Linked DNA regions of Mus musculus: region 2 is linked to region 1. The links are chromatin loops, found by intact Hi-C in ENCODE. Cell type or tissue: left cerebral cortex. All regions are shown on one strand.

Region 1 (8,000 bases):
GGAGTCTAGCGCCCTCTCCTGGCCTCCTCAGGAACACTACATACATGGCAATCACTAACAGTGCATATACATAAAAACAAAACAAATTTAAAACAAAAGCCCTGCCTCATGAGTCAACTGACATATGAGCTCCATGCCCCTTCCCATCTCTTGTCTCTGTATAACAACCTCAAAGCAAGTCCGCAACTTTATAACCAAAGGTCTTTCCACCGTTCATCCCCACCCAAACATACCTGGGTGGAAGGAGACCAGTCTCAACTGCCATTGCTAAGCAGTCATAGAGGAAAGAAATTCTTTTGGGGCTGTGTTGGCCATGAATAAATTTAACAATCCACTGAACACACTGTTCATGAGACTCCTAAAAATTAGAAGACACTTTTATTTTGGGCCTGAAGTCATAATTTCTAAGTAACACAAATGCTAATATTATACCTGAAAATCTATCAATACTGTAAATGAAATATTTCACTGTGAATATTTAAATGACTCCAATCCCCATGAACCCAAATCAGAGCCCACCATAATCCAAAGAAAAATCGAACTTCTAGTTTCCCTACGTTAACTCTTGATACCAAAGCCATGCTCACACTGAAGCCTGCCTTCCAGAGCATCCTGGGAGGATCTACACACCTTGCTCCTCCAGATGATCACCACCCATCATCTGATTTAGAATTGCCAATTGTATTTGTATCTTTCTCTCTCACTATATAAACATCTTGAAAGGCCACAGCATAAATCACTAAATCCTTAGGAAATGACTTTAGCAATTCCATGTGCCTGACAGGGGTGCAGCAGGCATGGCACTTGCTGAGTTTGATTCCCAGGGTCCGTATAGTAGAGACTCTCTCTTGTAAGTTGTCCTCTGACCTGTACACAAGTACTGTCACACACATACACACACACACAAACACACATACACACACACAAAGTTAAAATAAAAAGACCAACAAATATTTTAAAATTAAAAATGCATAAAATGTGCTAAATATTGAAAGATAAAAAGTAAATTTTACCAAGATAAAATTTCCCAGTGCTTGATACACAAGGATAAGAAAGTATTACTATTTTATTATATGCCTTCAGGAAATTATATTGGTTGTTGGTATTGATAATGTAAACTAGATAACCCTTATAAGAAATAATTAGGTAATTTCCTTAAAATTATAAATTGCTGGGGTGATTATGAATGCGTATATCTCAGTACTGAGGACATAGAGACAGGAGGGTCATGAGTTCACGGCCAATCTGGACTACAGATCAAATCCCAGGCAAATCTGCGTTACACTGAGATTATATCATGTGTGTTATACACCTCCCCTCCATAACTAAGACAAAAAAAAAAGCTTTTGATTTATACCAATATTATGCCCAATATTCAATCCTATGCCTGATCAATAGTACTACTTACTGTAACACTACTTAAAAGTAGTGGGCCGGCCGGGCAGTGGTGGCACACGCCTTTAATCCCAGCACTTGGGAGGCAGAGACAGGCAGATTTCTGACTTTAAGGCCAGCCTGGTCTATAAAGTGAGTTCCAGGACAGCCAGGGCTATACAGAGAAAGCCTGTCTCGAAAAAAAAAAAAAAAAGTAGTGGGCCGGCGGTGGTGACGCACACCTTTTATTCCAGCTCTTGAGAGGCAGAGGCAGGCGGATTTCTGAGTTTGAGGCCAGCCTGTTCAACAAAGTTCCAGGACAGCCAGGGCTATATAGAGAAACCCTGTCTTGAACACACACACACACACACACACACACACTCACACCCAAAGTAAGTAAAAAGTGAAGAGAAACATCTAGCTAAGCATGGTGGTCTATCCTATGACACCAGGAAGCAGAGGAAGGCAGACTAAAAGTTCAAGTCTAACCTGGGCTACATAACAAAACTCTATCTGGAAAAAAAGAAAGAAAAATTTGAAAGCAAGAAGGTAGTTAATAAATATAGGTGGTAAGGACACATAACAATATGCTACACCGCTATAAGAAGTAAGAAAGAAACTGTAACTCAAAAAATTCCTTGAAATACCTTTAGAACTTATTATTAATGGTGAGAAGTACAGAGCTAACTGCTGACCAATACCTATGGTATATGGTGATTCTATAAAAATAATTCTGAGCCGGGCGGTGGTGGCGCACGCCTTTAATCCCAGCACTTGGGAGGCAGAGGCAGGTGGATTTCTGAGTTCGAGGCCAGCGTGGTCTCGAACTCAAAAAGCAGAAAATAATAATAGTAATAATAATTGTGAGCCTGAGGATGTAGTTCAGAGACGACTGTGTGCCTAGCATGTGGACACATGTTCACATGTTCGGAGACCAGTGTGTGAGGCCCTGTGTTCACCCCCCACACCCCAGCACTGTTTAAAGAGAAAAGAACGAAGATGGCTTTATAATCCTAGAACTCAGGACACAGAGAGACAGTCTTATAGCTAAACAGTTCTGGGAACACAAACTAGGATGCTGGCTTCAGACAGGAAGGGCAGGTGGCTGAGCTAGATCAGGAAGACGGCCAGCGTGTGGAGCTTGGTCACGCTTGCCTTATATATTTCAGGTTCACGTCAAAGCATGACCTGTTGAAAATAGAAAGTTTAAAACATGAACATATTGCCTTTAGGATCCATAACTGGGTGGCAAATTTTATACTAGCTCACAGGCACAGAAAGCCCAGCGGCTCACTTCTCTGTCTACAGTGCATCATGAGAAATACTACTCTAGTGGGGACTCTATCACAGTGTCTTTATGAGGACATATTTATAAATACTGGGCCATTTTTTGAATAGTGACATTTTTCTTTTACGAGAAAAGTTTAGCATATCTGTTTCCATTCAAAGCCAATTTATACAAAGAGGATAAAAACTACCTTACATAATATAACATAGAAGGAAATTTTTAAAACATTTCCCACTGCAATCTTATTACCTTGAACTTTTAACACAGGTTCTCCAGTAAGTACATTTACATAAAATGACAGCAGTCTTATTTTTCCCTTTCCTAAACGATCTTAAGAAAAAGATCAAAGAAGATGTAAAAAGTAAAAAGGAAGGCGTCAAACGTCATTAAGTGGATGTTCAACATGAAATGTCTCACCTGAGAAAGTCCACTCCAAAACTGCCGGAAGGCCGCCAAGCAGCTAATTAGTTTTGTTTTTTCATCCTCGGGGGTATCCATAAACATTCTGAAAAAACAAAAATCACATTATCTGCTGCTAGTTTTAAACAGGTACACATCCTGCAAGGTAGATTTTTTTTAACTCCTCAAAACCAACTTAAGTGGAATCTAACAAAGATAAATCTACAAACAACAATTAAAAAAACACACACACACACACAAAGATCTGCCTGCCACATACTCACCCTGGGAAGGCCTCTTCTATAATTTCTGTTTTCTGCAAACAAACAAAAACTAGTAAACGATCTGACTACTAAAAGGGGGCGGGGTGGGAGATGTCCCCGAGAGAAATATTCCCGGGCAATACAGATAGAGCACGACACTTTTATGGGGACCGCGGCGGGAACTAACAGCACTTTCTTAGATCTGGCAGCAGTCCGGGGATGGGGGGACCGCCACCCCGGTTCAGACGCCTATGTCAACATAGGGGCGGGAAAGGAGCTGGCCCAGGCCCGCAGCCTGGAGCCGCACGCAGCCTGCACTTCCCGGAGCCATGGCTCTGGCTTACGGACAGTGGCACTCACCACCACCTCCTCGAAAATGCTCTGCAGTTGCGTCTCCATCGGTACCATCGAGCCCCGGGCTCCCGGGGAACCCGGCGACAGACGGGTGAGAGCCAGGGTCGGGAAAGAATGGAGCGGAGGGGCGGAGCCACCAGCAGGAAGCCGCCGCTCTCTCTTGCTCTGTTACTTCCTTCGGTGCCAGGCGAATGAGCCCGCCCGGTGCTTACCCGTTACCAGCCCCTCTGAAATCTGTATCTCAGCCTGTTGGTTCCGCTCGTAGAGGTGACCCCGTAAGCTGACAGCGCTGCTTGATCCCGGGCAAGGCCACCCTCTCCTGGCTGGAGCCGGAACTGCGACCTGTTTGGAGTTTCATTTGCAGATCCGAATCACAAGGGCTGTGGCCAGAACCAAGTGGGTGACTGTCAAGAGCTGACCTCGTGAAGCAGTTGATACCACGTTATTCTTGCCCAATAGGACCCATGTCTTCACTATGGTACCCTCAGTTGCTAGCACAGTGATGGGCGTGTCGTCATCGTTTATTGAATGTTGAAAAAAAAAAAAAGAATAAACCCTTTATTGTTAATTCGCAAATAAGTGGCGGTACTAAGTACATCATTTTAAAACAATTTTCCCATCATCCTGGTAAATTTCTGAAAACTTTTTTTTTTATTGTCTTAGTATGAAGAAATTTTTGTCTATCCAAAGGCTATTCGTCAATGTTTTCTTCCAGAAACTTTGTTCTAGCTTTGGTATTTAAGTCCATATTTTTTTAATTGGTTTTCATGACTGGAGATAAGTTCTCACAGGACTTTTCCCTCTTTGGGGAGATGTAAATAAATGTTTATAAACCCTAAATAGAGGACATTGACAGATTAAAGAAAGGATCTTGCCGGGCGGTGATGGTGCACGCCTTTAATCCCAGCACTTGGGAGGCAGAGGCAGGTGGATTTCTGAGTTCAAGGCCAGCCTGGTCTACAAAGTGAGTTCCAGGACAGCCAAGGCTACACAGAGTAACCCTGCCTCAAAAAAAAAAAAATCTCATTCAAATCCAGCTTGGTAAAACAATGAGCTTATTATAGTTTCTTATAGAAGCACGTGACTCGGGTACCCTCATTACTAGGAACTCCTACCTCAAGCATAGATGACTTACAAAAAGGCATACCAGTGTAGTACCCTCCCAATAAAATATTTAAATTTAACACAATGTTGGAGAATTAGAGGGGCTTCTGGGGAATCGTGTAAGGACCATCTTGAGTTTCCATGGCGTCTTCATTTTATTTTATAGTTTTGAGACAGGGTATTTTGTATCCCAAGTTGACCATGAACTTACTATGTAGCAGAGTGACCTTGAATATTTGATCCTTCTATTTCTCATGGCGAGAGATGGGACGCCCCTGAGACTATCTGCCAGGAAGAAGTGTTGGGTTAGGTTTCAGATTGGACCTGGGGTTAGGGTTAGGTGTGCTAGGGTTTGGGTTAGGATTGAACTCAGGGCTTCCTGCTTGCTAGACAAACAGTTTACCAGTAAAGACACATTCCCACTCCCATCTCTCATGTGGGTTTCAGGCAACTGAAGCTGCTCTGCTCTAACAGTGAAGCAGGCACTGCTTCCTGAGAGCTTATGGGCAAGAAGCTGGTGATTTTCCAGTCATAGTCTGGCAGAAACTTAGCTTCCCAACAAATGTAAATGATATCCAATCACTGTATATAGCATTGTTTACTGTACCATAGCTACTGAGATGAACTGTTTAATTTTCTAGTTGAAGAGTAGCCTGAAAGACTTAACATTCAGTGTTCTGTTTGCTGTGGACATGATATGAAAGACTGTGTAGTTTAAATAATAGAGATTTATGTTGATGTTGATACAAATCTGGAGGACAGACAGTCTCCCTGGCTGGTAGATGGACATCTTCAGCTTTCTTGTTGTCTTTCCTTTTTGTGGCTGAGGTTGCTATTGTTCCTCCATATTCTCCTCCTTTTTTTTCCTCTTCCCATGTCTTCTGGTCTGTGATAAGGTCTTATGTGCTCCTAGGCTTGTCTTGAGCTCATTTTGTCAAACTGCCTTCTAAATATGTAGGCTTACACTTATAGACTTGTAGTAATGTCAGCCTTTAGTCAGAGAAGATACCAATATCCTGGTGTATACTTGCTAACTAGCCCTGAGGTCCCACCCCATACTGAGTAGCTATATTCTTGAATAAACAGGTTAAATGATGTTCGGGTCCCACCCTTTACTGAATAGGCAAATCCTGGCATAGATAGGCTAAATGATCTTCAGGTCCTACTCCTTACTGGGTAGATATAAGTAGTGGTTTGGGGGGACGGAAAACTCTTTCATTTTTGAAGATATGGAGTTGTCTATGCTCTAGTGCAGGGGTTCTCAACCTGTAGGTTGAGACCCCAACAGGGGTAACAAATCAGATATCCTATATATCAGATATTTATAGTCTATAACAGTATCAAAATTACAGTTATAAAGTAGTAACAAAATAATTCTATAGTTGGGGTCACCACAAAGAGAACTGCATTGAAGGGTTGCAGTTTTGGGAAGGTTGAGAACCACTACTATAGTTGGTTGCACTATATCTGTGTGTGTATAAGCAGCCCTAGCTAGACCTAGTGGGTTGTAAACAAAATAAGGCATGAAGCTGGGAGGAGGGCATGCTGAGGCAATACGAGGAGAATTGGAGCAGCAAACGGGGATAAATCGGATCATACTTCATTGTATACATCTATAAAATTCTCAATAAATTCACAGATAAATTTTTACATTTGTTTACATATGTATGTGCAAGTGCCACGGTGTGAGTGTCAAGGTCAGGGGTCAACTGTGAGGTCAGGGGGCAACTGTGGGTTCCAGGGATTGAGTTCAGGTCACCAGCATTTGCCTGAACCCCTGAGCCATCTCCTTGGCCCTGTTTAAAAGAAACCCCAACTCTACTTCATACTTTGTTTTTTCTGGAAAATATTTTCTGGGTTAAACCCAAGGATCCAGTTTTTTCTCAGTGGAGATTTACTGAAGGATTCAGGGCAATATTCAAGTTGATAAGTCTTCATCCCTGGCACCACGGATATTTGTGCACAATCACTCTGTCACAGCCTCCTGAATTTCTTCTGGGCATCTTTCTCATGTAGCCAGTAACTAGGTGATAACTCAGCAGGGACTCAGTCTCCTAGAAGCTTTGCTGTAGTCACTTCTGGTAGCAGAAAATTAAACAGTATTTTCTTTCTTTCTTTCTTTCTTTCTTTCTTTCTTTCTTTCTTTCTTTCTTTCTTTTTTTTCTTTAAGACAGGGTTTCTCTGTATAGCCCGGGCTGTCCTGGAACTCACTCTGTAGACCAGGCTGGCCGCGAACTTGGAAATCCTGCATCTGCCTCCCAAGTTCTGGGATTAAAGGCGTGTACCTCCACTGCTCAGCTAAACAATATTTCTTAATATAAAATACTAGGGACAGCATGCAATGACAGGGACTGCCAGCAGTAGTCTGGGATGGAGACATCTCAGTAGTCCGAGGCAGCTCTTTGTAAAAAATAGTTATTCCCATTTCTCCTAACCTTAGCCCTAAACAATGGCTGTATAGATTTCATTTGTGTGTGACTGCTTTTCAGTTGTCCTTGGTGTGCATAATTATGCTATTATATCTGACTTTCTTACTTCTTTCTCCTTCTGCTCTGGTGAATTCTGTGAAACTAGATGTTCCTTGATGTAATGATTCTTAAACAATTAAAAATTGAGGCATGGGGCACAGCACAACACAGCACAGCACAGCACAGCAGAGCACAGTCCTAATGGCCCAGGTGCATGCTGGGTGTTCTCATCTTGGAAACAATGTAACAACTGCACAATGGTAGTTCCAGATTAATGCTTGACTTGCAAAGAAAGTTTGAAGAAATTATTAGAAAATGAAATAGAGCCAACATTGGGACCCCAAGAAAGGGAAAATTATTAAAGTTATGAAATAAGTTTTGCATAACATTTGAGAATGGTTCCTGGATAAACAGGTATAGAATATGTAAAATCTTATATTAGTAAAACTACATCAAAACACTGAGACTCTTAGGAGAGTCATTGTGTGCAATGTGCAGAAGCAGAAAGTTAGCAGAACTATTGAGTTAAGGGTTAACTTGACTCTTTTTGGCCACTGCCCGGCAGCGTTGCCCATGTCATTTATCATTAGAGCTCCACAGGAAAATACATGTAGCTGGCCTCAGAGTTCTGAGCTCTGAAGTATAATAAGTTAAAGTTTAAATAATGATAGGTTTGCAATTATTATTATTTTGGCTATAGGCTGAGAATGGAAGCTTGAAACTTTGAGGAACAATTGTAATACTTAATTC
Region 2 (8,000 bases), 350 kb before region 1:
TTGTCGGATGGCATCCATTGCCACACAACAACTTTTTAGTCTTATGAGGTTCCACTTATTGTCATTGTTCCTGTGCTATTGGTGTTCTGATTAGAAAGAAAGCTGTGTGCTGGTGTGTTGCCGACTACTCCTCACGTCCTCTCCTGTCAGCTTCAATGTATCTGGTTTTATGTTGAACTCTTTGATCCATTTGGAGTTGAATTTTGTGCAGGGTGATAACAATTTATCTATTTGCATTCCTCTACATGCAAACAACCAATTTGACCAATCTGTCTTTTTTTCTTTTCACTATGTATTTTTGGCTTCTTTATCAAAAACCAGGTGCCCATAGGTGTGAACTTATTTCTGGGTCTTAAATTGAATTCCATTGATCACATGTCTGTTTCTATGCCAATACCATGATGATTTTATTACCATAGTTCTGGAGTACAACTTGAAATTGGGAATAGTGATACCCCCAGCAGTTCTTTATTTGCTTGGGATTATTTTAGTATCTTGGGGGTAGGGGATTGTATTTCCATATGAAGCCGAGAATTGGCCTTCCAAATTCTGTAAAGAACTGTGTTGGGCTTTTGATGGGGATTGCATTGAATCTGTAGGTTCCTTTTTGTACAATGGCCCTTTCTTTCTTTCTTTCTTTCTTTCTTTCTTTCTTTCTTTCTTTCTTTCTTTCTTTCTTTCTTTCTTTCTTCTTTTTTTTTTTTTTTTTTTTTTTTTTGAGACAGGGTTTCTCTGTGTAGCCCTGGCTGTCCTGGAACTCACTTTGTAGACCAGGCTGGCCTTAAACTCAAAAATTCACCTGCCTCTGCCTCCCAAGTGCTGGGATTAAAGGCGTGCGCCATCACACCCGGCCTCTCACAATGGCCATTTTTTACTATAGTAATCTTACCAGCACACGAAGGTGTCTCCATCTACTGACATCCTCTTAAATGTCTTTCTCTGCTGTTTTCAGTTATATATATATATATATATATATATATATATATATATATATATATATATATATGTGTGTGTGTGTATTTTTTATTATTATTATTATTATTTTATATTAATCAAGTCTTTCACCTTCCTGGCTAGAATTACCCAAAAATATTTTATTATTTTTGAGACTATTGTGAGAGTTGTTTCCCTGAATTCTTTCTCAGTTTGTTAGTCATTCGTATATAGGAAGGCTATTGATTTTTGTGTATTGATTTTGTATCCTGCTGTTTTTCTGAACGTGTTTATCAGCCCTATAGAGCTTTCTGGTAGAATTTTTAGGGTCATTTATGTATAATAAATACTATCATACCATCGTCAACTAAAGATAGCTGGACTTCTTCCCTTCCCATGTGTATATACTCTCTTGATCTTCTTCAGTTGTCTTATTGCTTTAGCTAAGACTTGAAGTACTGTATTGAATAGGTATGGAGAGAACAGACAGCATTCTCTTATTCCCTCTTTTCCTTTACATGGATGTTGGCTGTGGGCTTGTTGTAAATCACCCCTGTTATACTGACATGTATTCCTTGTATCCCAAATCGACCTGGGACTTTTATTATGAAGGGGAGTCAGGGATATCCCATAGTGTTCAGCCTTTGCAGGTATAATAGAGTTCTCAAACTGAGTTGAGAAGGGCTATAAGTGGGGGGAGGGGAGGCAGGGAGCAGTTAAACACGCAACACAAGGATTTCTTACTATACTATTAACTATCAAGGGCAACAGCCTACTAGATAAATAACATGATACTTCATACAGTGGAGCATGTAGAAACGAAAGCATCTTGCAATCTGTATATTAATATTGATGTGGCAAATTTACTGAAATAATGGAAGTGGCTTTTAAGAAGCACTGAGGCTAAAACCATATTCATGTGAAAATTAAAAACTGACTTTCATTTGCATAGGGAAACTGAAATAGAACAAGACCACATGGTCTCCTGTCCTCATAGGGAATTTCTAGAAATCTTTATTATTAATAGGGGAAATTGTATTAGTAGAAAGTCAAAATTAGTAGAAAAAGTAAAACTCAGTGTCTGTGTCTTGGGTCTCTTGAGGTTGCAGTGTCAGGACACTGTCGTATTGAGGAGAGGGGATGATGTTTCCTGCCGGGAGGTTACAGTAGCACCAAGAGGACCTTGCTACAGTCGTCAGCACCTGCTGCCCTTGCTGTACAGGAAACCAGGAGAGGCAGATGGAGAAAGATGCAGAAGACCCACTGGTCTCCCTGCCCTGTGTACTATGAGAAGGTTCCCCTCCCTCTGAAATACAGATCCGCAGTGCTTCAAAACCACCGGTCCATCCGGTCCATGGTGCAAATGGTTACTCTGCCCCTGATGGTTGCTCTGCCCTTGATCTGTCTCATCTCATGGTTTCTCAGCTCTGATGCTTAAAGATGTACTGAGTTTCAAGTGCACCACATCAGATTAGCACTCTTAATTGATGGCTTTAAATACAGCCCTCCCCAAGCCTAGAGACTTAAAACCAAAACCAAAACCAAAACCAAAACCAAAACCAAAACCAAAACCAAACAAAAAACCCAACAGTTTTGTGGCATCTATTTTCAAGTGCTGGGAGGCAGTTCTGAATCCAAAATGTACTATCAGGTTCTGAAAGATTGATAGACGTATGATCTGGCTGCCCAGTGAAATGAGTGCCTGACATGGATTTGTTTTGTCCTTTCAAGGGAGTGAGAAAAATCGAGCCTGGATTGTATGAACAATTTATCGACCACAGATTTGGAGAAGAACTATTGTACCAGATAGATCTCTGCTCCATGCTGAAGAAAAAACAGAGCAATGGTTATTACCACTGTGAGTCTTCCATCGTGATCGGTGAGTTCTGTTGAGAACATCGTTCAGTACAGTTATTCATTATTTCTTGACATCACTTCTAAAATAAATATTTCAGGTTACTTGTGTACTTTTCAATTCACTGCAGGTTTTGTTTGTTTGCTTTGTGGTTGTTGCTGTTTTGTAACACCGCAGCGGAAAAAGTGGAGAGAACTTTTCTCTCCGCCTCTTAGGTCTTGAAATGTCCATGGAAATTTGTTCCAGTTTAATTTTATTTCATGGGCATAAAGAAAACACATTCTTCAGGGCGCATCACGTGGCCACACTGCTCCCCAGCTGGCCTTAGCATGGTAGCTGCTATTAATAATGGCTAGTGACCGGCTCCGGAAATTTCACTACGGGAAGAAGAAGTATAGGTGGCCTGTGACAGTCAAGACTTTGTTGCTTCTCTAAAGAAAACATACTTGAGGGGAAGCCAAGACCCACACAGAGATGGCTCGGTGCTCATGCGTGAAGGCTCCTGCAGGGTTCGATGAGACCAACCCGTTAGTTCCCAGGAGGAAAGTGTGTACACAGGAAGAAACTTCCCTTAAGCAGGCAGCTGCCATCACCTGCCTTCTGGAAGGTGGGTACGTTTCGCAGGAGCCTGCCCTGTGGGACTCAGCTGTACTGTTTCTAGCGAGACACCACTGCCAAGAAGTGAACTTGAAGACAACCTGATTTACATGCCTTTAAAGTAACATGAAGATATATATATATATACACATTTGTAAATATTTCAAGTTCTTCGGCCAAAGTGATTTCTCACCATCTCAATTAAAAGGATCTATTTGTATCCTAAAAGAACCATCATATAACTGAAGTTTATCGAAGGTTTTTAAAAAAATGTTCAAGAGGCAATTTTATTTTCGAGTCCTCGTTACAGAGTGTGACAGACATCATCACCCCAAAGGTCCGTTTTAAACTGAAGATTTAAAGTGGAGTTTGAGTTTTGAGTTTCACATCTGAAACCCTCCTCCTATTTCAAGGAGGATGTTCATGCTTTCAGAACCCGAGCAGGGGCCCTCTTCTGTCAGGTTCAGCTGACTTTCACACAGAGGGGCGATGCAGATCCTCTGTGCAGTGTGGATTTTGGCGAGTTTTCCAGGTTCCACTGTAACTAGGTTAGAGCAACCTCAAAAGGGGGTGTGGAGCTTCATTCGCTTCCAGCTGATTAAGACAATGAAAAGGTCGGATTTTATGGAAGATCCTGAAATTTGCATTATAAAACCTATTGTGTACATCCGACCAGTGGCCAGCAGGGGGCTCTGTTCCACCAGCTCCAGCAGGTTTTCTGCATTCCTGTTCTTTTGCAGGCTGGTCATCACATTTCCTCCACTGTAGAGAGTGTTTATCCATCCTCCATCTTCTACTGCAGAGTGACCGTTTCATCTGCCCTGACCAATTCTGATTTTTTTGTACCATTTAACATTTAAACTGTATTTTGTTTATTACGGATACTTTATTTTTTTCTACCTATCTCGTTTAATTATGACAATATGACTTTTAAAATGATGCCTCCTTCTAACGTAATTTATTATAATTAAGTGTAATCTAAACTGGAGTTGCCCCCTTTTCTTTGCGTCTATGCCTGCATAGAGGCCTGGGTCTCTCCTCTGTTACTCTCCACCCTGTTTTTGAGGCAGTGTGAGGCTGGAGCTCACTGGTTGTAGAGTGGCTGCTGAGCGACCCACCTGGATCCTCCTGTGTCTCCTTCCGCAGCTGGGTTTGCAGACGCTCTCTACCACGTCTGGCTTTCTGGTGGGTGTTGGGAGTTGCAAGTAAGGTCTTCATACTTGCTACTTAGCACACTTAGATCTTCCCAGCCCAGATCTGCTATGCATCTCTATAGCATCATTGCTATTCAGATAAAGAGTAGCATGGAAATCTGGGCGTTAAAACTGTGAAGCAGGGATTGGATTTTAGGAATATATTATTGCGCTAAAGATCTTTGGCTATTCCTCCAGCTTGGTAAGTGTGTACTAGAGATTACACATTGGCAGCCCTACCTTCTGTATTTGATTAACAAAGAGCTTTGATGATTTGTTTCATAATTTGAGCACTTATTATAGTTTGAAGATAAAAGTCTCTTATTGGGGTGTGTGTGTGTGTGTGTGTGTGTGTGTGTGTGTATGTGTGTGTGTTTGAATACCTGATCCCCAGCTGGTGGCACCACTTGCGAACACTATGTGACCTTTTGGACAGTGGCTCTCATCCTTCCTATTGCTGTGACTCTTAATTCAGTTCCTCATGTTGTGGTGAGCCCCCACCACCATTATTTATAACTGCAATTCTGCTACTATTTATTATGAATCATAATGTAAAAGCCTATGTTTTCTGATGGTCTTGAGTGTCCCCCCCATGAAAGGGTGGTTAGACCCCTAAGGAATCCATGACCCACTGGTTGAGAACCACTGCTTTAGAAAGAATGGCCTGGATGGAGAAGGTAGATGGCTAGGGATGGAATTTGAGGATCTCTGCTTCCCGATGTGCAGGAATATGAGCAAGCCCCCATAGCCATGCTCTGCTGCCAGCCTTCCTGTGTAGGGAGTGTAGCCCCATCTGTGAGTTAAAGCAAGCTTTCCTCGATCCCTGTTGTCTCCTTCTTACCACAGGGGGAATGGATATGCTCACCAATGTGGGATGATTTTATATTACAAACTTCAGATTTCTGCCTTCTTGTGAACACTCCCAATGTGGCTGTATGGTTCCAGTGTCCTTCGAACTACCTTCATTTCCTGCATGGAGTAGCAGGCTCACTCAAGTGTGTCTGAATATTCACCCTGCACACTGTACATTCTCACTGCGGCCATTTCTTCTCTGTGCCTTCCCATGGAGTAAGTGTTAGAGGAATTTGAGAAAATGTACTGTTGTCCCACCCAGGCAGTGAGACTCTGTCTTGAGGATGAAAGGAAATGCAAAGATCTGTGTAGAGTACCAGAGGGCTCGTAGCATTTGAGCTCGAGTAGTGCTAATAAAGTACTTTTTATTTTTAAAAACTGATTTTTTTGTTTTGTTTTTGTTTTTTTGAGACAGGGTTTTTCTGTATAGCTCTGGCTGTCCTGGAACTCACTCTGTACACCAGGCTGGCCTCGAACTCAGAAATCCGCCTGCCTCTGCCTCCCAAGTGCTGGGATTAAAGGTGTGTGCCACCATGCCCAGCCTCTGTTTTTGTTTTCAAGTGTATTCAGTTTTCATAGTTTATGCAGTTCTTTCTAGAAGGCCGCCTTATGAGAAGAACATTCTGCACTCTGCCTTATCCATAGTCCCCGTAGGTTTACAGCTTTCTCCCACAGAGTACAGGGAATGTTTTCAAATGTTAGAAAAGACACATTTGAGATGTCTCATAAGTAAAACTTGCGATGATGATATACCTATCTATCATTGAGCCCCTTAGAAACCTAACGTCATTTAGCAGCTAAAATTTGAATCTAGAAGAAGGAACCCAGTTTTCCTGATGTAGCCAGGGATGAGAATATAGCCCAAAACCCCTAGGACTGTGTGGGCACTTGACTTAGGCATTTCAGTAGTGCTCAGGCATCTCTTTTCCATTTCTATTTCCTTAGGGAAGGTAATTGACCCCTTTGTAAAGCTGATGAGCAGTTTAGGGTTTTCAAATACTGGTTTACTTTCAAGTGAGACATACTTTATAGGAAGCAGTGGTGAAATGGAAAGGTCTAGATGCCTTATTCCCAGAGCAGCGTATTTACTTATGACTTCTCAAAGCAGAGGTAGAAACAATAATTTTGTGTGTGTGTGTGTGTGTGTGTGGTGGTTTGAATATGTTTGGCCCAAAGGGAGTGAGGTGTGACCTTGTTGGAGGAAGTGTGTCACTGTGGGGGTGGGCTTTGAAGCTCTGCCCAGTGTGGAAGAGACAGTCTGCTCCTGTTCGCCTTCAGAACAAGATGTAGAACTTTTAGCTCCTCCAGCACCAACCAAGCCTGCCTGGCTGTTGCCAGGCTTCCTGCCTTGACGACAGTGGATTGAGCCTCTGAATCTGTAAGCCAGTCCCAATGAAATGTTGTCCTTTATAAAAGTTGTCTTGGTCATGGTTAACACTAATTTGGTGACATAGTACCGTGTGTTTACTCCTCTCTGGGAGATCGGGAAGCAGAATAAGACACAGCCCTGGAGAACGATACAGTGTCACTGACAGCTAAGACGGCTGCCGAGAAGCAGAGAGGAAAGAAGAGGGCTTGTTCCTGGCAGTTTGGGCTTTGGTATCACATCGTGGAAGAACTTTGTAATCTTGTCTTGTGGGAGAGATGAGGGGAGGAGAGTTTAACTGAGCATGGAGGAGATGAGGGGTGGAGTAGGAGGCGTTTTAGAGCAGCAGAGAGGGCGGCATTGGGCAGGGGCAGTGAGAACCACAGCAAACACCTGTGTGAACCAGCAGGATCAGTGAATGAGGACGCTACAAACTGGGCATTCTAGGCTCTGTGTATGTGTGAACAGATGGGTAGGACTGCCCAAGCTGAGGAGGTAAAAATATACCAGAGAGAACCAAAAGAATAGTTGAGGGATAAGTGGAGCTTAATTCTCAGGCTCTTACAGATGCTTCTCATTTGTGATGGACTATATACAGCCCAATAAACTCATGGCAAGCTGAAAATACTCTTAAGTAGAGAGTGCATCTATACACATAACCTAATGGCCATCATAGCTTAGGCAGGCCCACTGTGGCATGCAGTTTAACCTATAGTTGTGTAACTCATTCGACACAAAGGGGTGTGTGTGTGTGTGTGTGTGTGTGTGTGTGTGTGAGAAAGTCAAAGGGCAAACTCATATATCATTTCTCAGGAGCTGTCCACATTTCTCTTTTTCAGACAGGGTTTTCACTGGTCTTGAACTCACTGAGGAGGCTTAGCTGACCTGTGAACCTCAGGGATCCACCTGACTCTGTTTCCCAGAACTGCAATTACAAACAAGCCAATTCACCCAGCTTTTCCCCTCCCCTATTTTGTTTTATTTTAATAATTTTAGCTTTAAATTTTATTTTTTCTTATTTTAACAAGTCATTTTATACAGTACATTTTGATCACTCTTTTCCCCTTCCCCAACTCCCCCCAGTCTCCCAGTCTCCCCACTTTCCTACCTACCCATGTCTTTATCCCTTTCTTTAAAAACAAGCAAACAAACCCCCAAGAAACACACATTCTCATTTTCTCTCTCTCTCTCTCTCACACACACA

Evidence for each region. Hi-C counts contacts between places; a loop is a spot of excess contacts. Peaks named below come from ENCODE experiments on the same cell type or tissue, not always from the same donor. Only the 100,000 strongest peaks of a DNase experiment are listed, where the experiment ranks them.
Region 2: a loop joins it to region 1, with 9 times the contacts of the local background. A loop is called at or near these places in 11 of 42 quality-filtered maps.

Annotation. Positions count from the first base shown.
Region 1 is chr10:24,865,831-24,873,830 of GRCm38, reverse strand. It overlaps Med23 (mediator complex subunit 23), which reads right to left and starts at 3,845. Exons shown (of 30, transcript NM_001166416.1): 1 at 3,685-3,845; 2 at 3,346-3,377; 3 at 3,080-3,167; 4 at 234-358. The coding sequence starts at 3,732. In left cerebral cortex, CTCF peaks have their summits at 14 (motif pointing left) and 3,997 (motif pointing left); a DNase peak (open chromatin) is centred at 3,939; H3K4me3 peaks cover 1,317 bases; H3K27ac peaks cover 643 bases.
Region 2 is chr10:25,215,423-25,223,422 of GRCm38, reverse strand. Akap7 (A kinase (PRKA) anchor protein 7) reads left to right here. Exons shown (of 8, transcript NM_001379238.1): 7 at 2,665-2,812. Among named protein-coding and RNA genes, the nearest start is that of Gm25016, 47 kb to the left of the region's middle. In left cerebral cortex, a CTCF peak has its summit at 4,072 (motif pointing right); DNase peaks (open chromatin) are centred at 4,078, 4,520 and 7,208.